Regions from separate parts of the Mus musculus genome. Here regions 1 and 2 are each linked to region 3. The links are chromatin contacts, found by Hi-C or POLR2A ChIA-PET in ENCODE. All regions are on one chromosome and are shown on one strand. The core of a region is the stretch at or near the end of the contact, and the rest is flanking DNA. Distances in the headings are between cores, read along the strand shown. Region 1 holds the start of Man2b2 (mannosidase 2, alpha B2). Region 2 holds the start of Bloc1s4 (biogenesis of lysosomal organelles complex-1, subunit 4, cappuccino). Region 3 holds the start of Mrfap1 (Morf4 family associated protein 1).

Evidence for each region. A loop is a pair of places that touch in the nucleus more often than their neighbours do. ChIA-PET counts read pairs that join two places held with the same protein, here RNA polymerase II (POLR2A).
Region 1: POLR2A ChIA-PET joins it to region 3 with 14 read pairs in Patski. The contact joins the promoter of Man2b2 here to the promoter of Mrfap1 in region 3. POLR2A ChIA-PET finds 5 or more read pairs at or near these places in 3 of 5 experiments (Patski and embryonic stem cell).
Region 2: a loop to region 3 is called in a map of heart, with 2.1 times the contacts of the local background. The contact joins the promoter of Bloc1s4 here to the promoter of Mrfap1 in region 3. A Hi-C loop is called at or near these places in 9 of 37 maps with a recorded cell type or tissue (CH12.LX, Patski, T-helper 2 cell and 4 more). POLR2A ChIA-PET finds 5 or more read pairs at or near these places in 3 of 5 experiments (Patski and embryonic stem cell).

Annotation. Positions count from the first base shown.
Region 1 is chr5:36,829,387-36,832,086 of GRCm38, reverse strand. It overlaps Man2b2 (mannosidase 2, alpha B2), which reads left to right and starts at 1,438. Exons shown (of 19, transcript NM_008550.2): 1 at 1,438-1,649; 2 at 2,313-2,459. The coding sequence starts at 1,512.
Region 2 is chr5:36,747,186-36,749,975 of GRCm38, reverse strand. It overlaps Bloc1s4 (biogenesis of lysosomal organelles complex-1, subunit 4, cappuccino), which reads left to right and starts at 1,297. Exons shown (of 1, transcript NM_133724.3): 1 at 1,297-2,602. The coding sequence starts at 1,331. The coding sequence ends at 1,978.
Region 3 is chr5:36,795,386-36,798,243 of GRCm38, reverse strand. Mrfap1 (Morf4 family associated protein 1) reads left to right here and starts at 1,490. Exons shown (of 2, transcript NM_026242.3): 1 at 1,490-2,041; 2 at 2,300-2,858. The coding sequence starts at 1,651. The coding sequence ends at 2,028.

The DNA.
Region 1 (2,700 bases), core at 189-2,688, 34 kb before region 3:
AGCGTGATATAGGAAGATACTCAGCATCAACCTCTGACTTCCACACACATGCACACAGCATGTACATACACCACACAAAAAATAAAACACGGTACAACATTCTAGCTTACGACAATCCAAACATACACTAATGTGATGCTCATATGTTGAGAAATTATGGAAGGAAAATATTAAATATTTGTTTTTGAGAGTAAACCATTGTTTCTGTAACAGCATAGATGTTGTCTATTTGCTGAAAAACAACGCAATTCACAGCATATCTGAACCAAAATGTTCTGGGTGGTGTTTGCTGCATAGAGTGTCAGCCTTCACAGTGCAAAGCGCTAGTGCCATGTGTTCAGATCCAAGGTGGCAGTGACATCATCTGAAGTACCATGAGTGAGCACCGCCAGAAATACCTCCGATTCTTTAGGTTTGAGTGTGTTACTAGACATTCGAAAACTTTACCGTTGCCAAAATTTTTGCAGCCCCACATATGTGGTCACAACACACATAATTTAAGAAGCTATGATTGGGCTGGAGAGATGGCATAGCAGTTGACAGCGCTGGTTGCTCTTCTAGTGGACCCAGGTCCCATCCATAGAACCCTTGTGGTGGTCCACATCCCATTGGCTAACATTTGTCATGCAAAGGAGGCTGGGAAATGTAGTCCACCTGAGTCCTAAAGCGGTGGCCGCACAAGTTGGTAAATGGCTGCCCACTTCTTCATGGAAAGGTCTGACCTCTTGTGGAATCTAGAGGTCTCAGGTCCGTGGACAGGATAGAGAGGGATCTGAGCTTGCTCAAAGAACAGCTTGGGTTTTGGTCGCATTTGCTGAAGGGCAAGTGACAAAACAGGCTAGTCAGAGTCACACCTCTGGCCCCACCACAGCCCAGAAAACCCCAAACTATAGACCACCTGCTGGCCACGGAGGAGCTACAGAGGTGATTCAGGGAACTGCTCTCTTACCAATTGTAAAGTCACCAGTTTTAATTGGCTGAGAGATGGGGACTTCATTCATTTAGATCCCATGTCCCTAGCAACTCATGCCTCCTCTATTATCACATCCCATTTTATGGGGATCAAAGAGATTAAACATCTGCCCCAGCTCACCATCCAAGACCCCAGATTTGATTCTGAACCTACCAACCCTGACCCTTTCGTCGCTGTGTCTGTAAAAAGCCAGTTTCGCTTCCTTAAAATGAACTAAAAAATTTCAAGTCAAGCCACCCTGAGGCTAGAGGTCTGCGTCGGAGAGCGTGTTATCCTGGAAGGTTTCCCTCTGTGTAGACAACAGCGGTCTCCAAGTCTGGAGGTAGTGGCCTTGAGCTGCAAGACCACCATATAGGGACGAAAGCTGCAATACACACTCTAGCCGACAAGGGGCGCCGTACCACACAAAGCTCGTGCCCTGCCCGTGGCTGGCAGCGCTCGCGCATTCCTGCCGACAGGCGGCGCCGCGGGTCCCGGACCCGGAAGTGGACCGCTCTACCCAGGACCCGCTGCCCTGGCAGCGTCCCACTGCCCAGCAATGGGGCCGCTGCGCTGGCTGCCGCTACTCGGCCAGCTGTTGCTGTTGTGGCCGCGGGCAGCTCAGCCCGCCGGCCCGATCCGGGCCTTCGTGGTGCCCCACAGTCACATGGACGTGGGCTGGGTCTTCACGGTCCAGGTAAGTTGGAGCGTTCCTGAGCTCCTTGCACAGTAACTGCCTCCTGCGGAGTGCACCCGACCCAGCCGGGAAGAGAGGCGACCTGGGCTGCAGCACCCCACCCCACCCCCCAGCCTGATCCCCTGCAGTCTGAGCCTCAGCCTCGGGCTGGCCACTTCCTGCCTCGGAGTCCTGATGGCATCTATCTTATTAGACGGTCCCTGCAAAAGTTAAGGCAGAGGAGTGTGTCCCCAAAGTGTGGATTGACAGGTAGCCAGTCTCAGGAATAAGCCTGGAGTACCTTGGGTGGGGTAGGTTTCCAAGCAGGTGGATGTCAGCTGACTACAGGCAACTGGGCTGGCCCTCTGTGGTGCTGACATGAGGGCTAGCCAGTTCAGCTTCCTCTTCACACTCCTACCCAGCCAGATAAGCTTGGTATGGGGCCTGTAACCTCGAGGTTCTTTCTGTTCAAGACCTTGGACAGAGCGGGCAGGGAGAGGCTTTCTGTCCACTGGCTCAGGTTCCTTGTCTATAAAGAGAAAGTGGTGATTCCTGCCACATACCCCTAGGTCTGAGTACACTGGAGGTGTTAGGCACCAGGGTACTTGGTCTCTTGTACTTCTCTTTGGTCCTTTGGACTCATCACCACCCTTGGGGCTGTTGTGATGGCTTCTGCCTCCCCAGGAAAGCATGAGAGCCTATGCAGCCAATGTCTACACTACCGTGGTGGCGGAACTGGTCCGCGGAGGGCAGCGGCGCTTCATCGCCGTGGAGCAGGAGTTCTTCCGGCTGTGGTGGGACGGTGTGGCCTCTGAGCAGCAGAAACAGCAGGTAAGGTGGGGACAGGAGTGTCAGGACATGGGTCCCTAAGGTATCCGAAGTGTGAGAGGAAAGTTCCAGGAGGAGACTAGATAGGGAGTTCCAGATGTGCTCAGGAACATGCTAGCTGTAAAGACAAAACAACAACAACAACAAAAACTAGGCTTGTGGTCAGGGCCACTGCCCATAGACAGGGTGACGTCATCTTTCTGTCTGTTCTTGGTAGGGGACCGGACATACCCCTAAGCTAGGC
Region 2 (2,790 bases), core at 48-2,547, 48 kb after region 3:
GGCATCTCTACTTTATGCCTGTCTTCACTTGACAATGTTGAAGAATAAGGCCCTAAGTTTCCCAAGGACCTGCCAGACTGCATGGGTCTCAGAGACGCCACCTTGGATGTTTCTATGAATATTAAGAATTTATTCCTACCTTGTTTTTGTGTTTGTTTGTTTGTTTTTCTGGTAGCATTGTGATGGAATCCATGCTTGGGTGAGAGTACTTCTTTTGTGAGGAGGCTGAGATGACCACTCGTTAGGTTGACTTTTGTGTTCCACTGTTCTTGCTTTTGCTTACAGTTTATTTTGCTATCGCTGGTAAGGGAAAAGAGGCAGGCTGGAGCCTCACATGGGTGCTGGTGGGTACTACACAGTGGATAGATGTGGGAACAAGTCTAAGAGAGCTGTGAACTTACTGTGAACTACGGATAGGCCATTGTGTGGGATGTTCTTCCCACAAGGTGGCCTTCTAGAAAGAATTACATAAACTGTGATAAGAGGATACGCAAGGACGTGCAGGAAATGCCCTGGCATGTCCCCGTTATCTCTGTGGGAAAGACAAATAGGAGGGATATTCTTGGCTCTTTTCACAAGACCAAAGATGATAACACCAGGTATATTTTCTGTACTTGTATTTGCTAAAACTAATCATAAATGTCACCTCATATTTTGCTTCCTTTAATAATAAAAATGAGAAGTTCTTTGTATTATTCTTGAGCTCAAACACCTGGAGTCCCCCAGTTCCTAGACAGGGCTTTGGAATATCCTTCCATCTACGGAGATTTAGCCTTGGCTGGCTACAGGGCAGGTGGAGCAACAGAGGTAACCTGCTGTGACGGTATGGACAGCCTCAGCTCTGCTTCAATGTATTTCTCTGACACTATCATTTGTCAATTTACCACCAATCTACCTATCATTCCATTATCTATTGATCTGTCTGTCTGTCTGAGACAGAGCCTCACTACAGGACCCTTGGTGGCGTGAAACTGGCCAGGCTGGCCTTGAATTTAAGAGATTTGTCTGCCTCTGACTCCTGAGTGTTGCTACCAAAGGCCTGTGCCACTGGTCTAATCTATTTGTCATCTATTATCTATCTGCCATCTACCCATCTTTCTATCTATCCTCTAATCGTCTGTCACCCTCTTTGGATTACTAACTTGTGCAAACTCTGCTGGCACACACTACGAACGCACCGACAAGCCAGCCAGAAGCACTGCGGGCTCTCTGGGCATGTGGATAGTAGGCTTGGCTACTTGTTAGGGGCGTGACGTCTTTAGGAGGCGCCGGAAGCAGGCATCTCAGACCGTAACGCAATCGCTCAGCACCGGAAGCGGCCGAGCGGGCCATGGAGGAAGGACCCGCCGTCGGAACCCTGTCTCGAGAGGTCTCTACCGAGGAGGCCGAGCCGTTGGGCGCCGCGTGGAGCGGGGACAGCGGCCACGTCTCGCAGAGCCACAGCAGCGCGTCCGGGCCGTGGGACGATGACGGCCCCGAGGACGCGCCGGGCCGCGACCTGCCGCTGCTGCGCCGCGCCGCCTCGGGCTACGCCTCCAGCCTGCTGCCCAGCGCGGGACCGAGGCCAGAGGTGGAGGCGCTGGACGCCAGCCTGGAGGAGCTGCTGGCCAAGGTGGACGAGTTCGTGGGCATGCTGGACATGATCCGCGGGGACTCGTCGCATGTGGTGGGCGAGGGCGTGCCCCGGATCCACGCTAAGGCGGCCGAGATGAGGCGCATCTACGGCCGGATCGACAAGCTGGAGGCCTTCGTGCGGATGATCGGGAGCAGCGTGGCCAGGATGGAGGAGCAGGTCGCCAAGGCCGAAGCCGAGCTGGGGACCTTCCCGCGGGCCTTCCGGAGGCTGCTGCATACCATCAGCGTCCCCGCTCTCTTCAGGTCGGCGCCCAGCGGGCCCCAGCGCGCGGCGTACGAGCCGCCAGTCCTGTTTCGGACCGAGGACCACTTCCCTGGCTGCGGTGACAGACCGCAGCTCTGAGCGTGTGCGCCTCCACCGCATGAGGACTCCAGCGAGACTCTTGTCCCAAGTGTTAAGAAATCCTGTGAACTGGCGTATGTGATGCCGGGATGTGAAAGGTTAAAGTTTATTTTCTGCAAACGACTTGACATCGTCAGTATTCGATGCCAAGAGTGTAGGTCTCTATGTCTTCCAGTTCGGATTCGAAAGCTCTTTGGTGGGGACCTGGGGAAGCCAACTGAATTAATTTATCGGTGCAATACGGCAGAGCTGTTATTTTTATGGCCTTTATTACAGTGAACAGTGTTTCCTTGTTAAGATTTATATATTTATATGATCAAAAGTGCCCAAGAAATTAAAGCTGTATTATTAAATCCTAACAGTGGTTCAGTTTTCTGTAGCCTTCTGGGATAGATAGTAAATTGTTTTGTATTATATTCAATTTTCTATGGTGTAGACTGTAAGCCAAAGGAAAGAAGACAGTTTCTTAAGATAGCAAACTGGGCGTTTTGTTGCAGGGAGTCCTGAAGTTGTATTTGACAGTTTGACTGGAAGCTTAGTTTATCAAAGCAAGAATATTAATGTATGGTTGTCAGTGTTCTATTTATAGCACATCAATTAAAATGTTAAATTTCTTTGGCAGAGATTTCCTTCTGGAGATTATTTACCATAGTTTGTTTGGAAATGAGCCTGTCGTTCATGTTTTTAGTAGTGGGGTAAGAAAAGGCAACTTCCTTCTTTGGAAGGTTTGTGTGAAGAGCCAACCTCGCTGCTCTTCTCACAGTTCTGCGGTTCTTCCCCCGAGTCTCGTTGAGCAGAAGGGTTTTGTTCTT
Region 3 (2,858 bases), core at 241-2,740:
CACACAACAGACAGACAGAGGACAGACAACACAGGGAGCCTGAAACACACAGTTCGGATCTGGACTCACTCTTAGTTAAACAACTCCAAGAAGAATTGCTTCTGTTTCTTTCCTTAATGTGACACTGATACATTATTGGTAACTCAGAGGGAATCACTAATGGGTACAATCCATGTGCAGGGTTTTGGGTGGATTCATGGGTTCAACTAATTTGCTGGGTTGTACAGTAGAAGCTGTCTTAGCCATAGAGATCACATTCCCACCAATTAAGACGGGAGGGAGGGGCAGAGTGAGAGGGTGAGGGAGGGGAAGGGAGAGTAGTAGCGAGAGGGAGAGAAAGAAGAGAATTTCCTGGGATCAATGTATACCAGCCTTTCCCCATGTCAGGGTTCTGCAGTCTAAGTATCCTGATGCAGTGTGCAACAGTATCCCATTGTCCTCTGAACCATTTGCTTATTCATGTTCTTACCCTGGATTATTTTTAAACAAAAGCCACTGAGTGTAGAGTCCAATTAAAGATATGCACTTTATATATGCCTATGGTTGGTTTTTGCAAAATGGTTTCACGACTTGTGGTTAGAAAACCAGTGAGATACATAGTTTAGATTCCTGAGAAAGTACTGTCTGATCGTAGACTAAGAATTCGGCATCTCCCCTTAAAGTTCAGTGTTGGTTGAGTAACAGTTACGCAAATGTAGTCGTCTGAGCCAACTTCTGTCCTTTCCACAGCAAGTGATCACCAACTGAATGTGACCTGGGGCCTCAGAAAGCATCAGACAATAGTTTCACCTTAGGAAGCCAGGAGCTCTGTCAGGTAAAAACACACCCAGCCACTCCGTCAATCAAGATATGATAATTCACTTAAACTAACCAAAGGGGCGGAGCTATGAGCAGGATGACTGTCCACACATGGCTTTCCAAGATTCCTCTTTCCCCAGTTTCGAAAAACTGTTTTTGTTGTTGTTGTTGTTGTTTGTTTGGTGGTTTTGATTTGTTTTGAAACAGGGTCTATGTACTGAACTCACTATGTACACCAGGATGACCTCAAACTCAAGGATCGGTCTGCCTGCCGCCTCTACCTCCCAGGTGCTGGAATTAAAGGCGGGCTCTTTTTCTTTTTTAAAAGTAAACTTGTCGGGTGCGGTGGCTCACACCTGCGACACGGGAAGCTACGGCAAGAGGACTGCCTAGAGTTCAAGATCAGTTTAAGCCAAATAATTGAGTTCCAGGCCAGCCTTGGCTACAGCGTGAGGTCCTGTTTCAAAAAGTAAATAAATAAAATCGGAATAAGATACAGGAAGGGACGAACTTCGCATCACCCAGAGCAGCTGCAAAAGCTGCGAAAGGGAGGCCGACCTAATGTCAGCGCGCGGCCGCAGAGGCGCTCGCCCCGCCCCTTCGTGGACGCGAGCGCGCCCGCCCCTTTCAGCGCGGCCGTAAAGAGGGGGCGCGGAGGTGTCGTGAAAGGGGTCGCAAAGCGCCGAGCGCTGGTTGACGGTTGAGACTCCATTTTGTTCGTCGCTCGCCCGCTCGGCAGTCACTCGTCTCCGTGGCTTCTCCGAGGCGGAAAGTTGGACCGGCGGCGGAAGTTTTGAGGACTCGGCCCGAGCTCCGTCCGTGAGGGTCGTGCAGACGAGCAGAGCAGCGGCGATGCGGCCCCTGGACGCGGTGGAGCTGGCGGAGCCCGAGGAGGTGGAGGTGCTGGAGCCCGAGGAGGACTTCGAGCAGTTTCTGCTGCCCGTCATCCACGAGATGCGCGAGGACATCGCGTCGCTGACGCGCGAGCGCGGGCGCGCGCCGGCGCGCAACCGGGGCAAGCTGTGGGAGATGGACAATATGCTGATCCAGATCAAGACGCAGGTCGAGGCCTCCGAGGAGAGCGCCCTCAACCACCTGCAGGGTGCCGGCGGCGCCGAGCCCCGCGGCCCCCGGGCGGAGAAGGCCGACGAGAAGGCGCAGGAGATGGCGAAGATGGCCGAGATGCTGGTGCAGCTCGTGCGGCGGATAGAGAAGAGCGAGTCTTCGTGAGGAGCCGGCCGCGGTAAGGGCGGGAGCCTGGCGGGGCGTGGGCGACGGTGGGGGAGGAGGCTGGCTTGTCGCCTCGGGAGTAAACTAGGCCCCCCCTGGGGAAGGAGTAATAGCAAATCGTCGGCGGGGAGACCGTGGAAGTTTCCAGATGGTGCTGGAGAGCATGGGGCCCTAAGTGAGACAGCGTCCAGAAGGGGGCCGGGTATTTGCTTTGCTGTCCGGACAGCGTGATTAACCTCTCGGTGATGAATCTCTCCCGCCCGTGCCTTAGGTTTCCAGCCAATGGATTCTGGTTGAGTGATGGCGATTGGCTGACATGACACCCTGGAGAAGCTGAAACCAGAGAGCCTTTTGTTTTCCTTTTTTTTTTTTTTTATCTCCTTCTTATTTTTTTTTCTTTTCCCCTCTGTCTTCCCTCTGTTTCTCACTGACACTACGTTTCTGCTATGGTCTGCGGTTGACGACCTCGATATGAGTTTTTGATTATTCGGTGGTTCCTTTTTTTTGTTTGTTTGGGGGAAATAACTTTGATTTGGAAAATGCGCTCACATACGGGAATTAGGGCCTAGATTGTAAGCCCTGTGGCAGTTGAATAACGTTCATTCCTGGCCTTTGGTTGTTGTTCCTAAATTTTGAGGTGCTTTGCTCTTTCTTGGGTGACCTGATAGCTCCCTGAACTTTGAATCTCTGTGACACTTGAGACTCAGAGTTGAAGCTCACCGCCTCTGAAAGTTCTGAAGGAGCTGTGTTAATTCTCGAAGACTCCATGCAGCAATGGCAGAAGAGACCAGACTTCATCCGGGACAGTGGATGGGCCTTACATGGCTAGG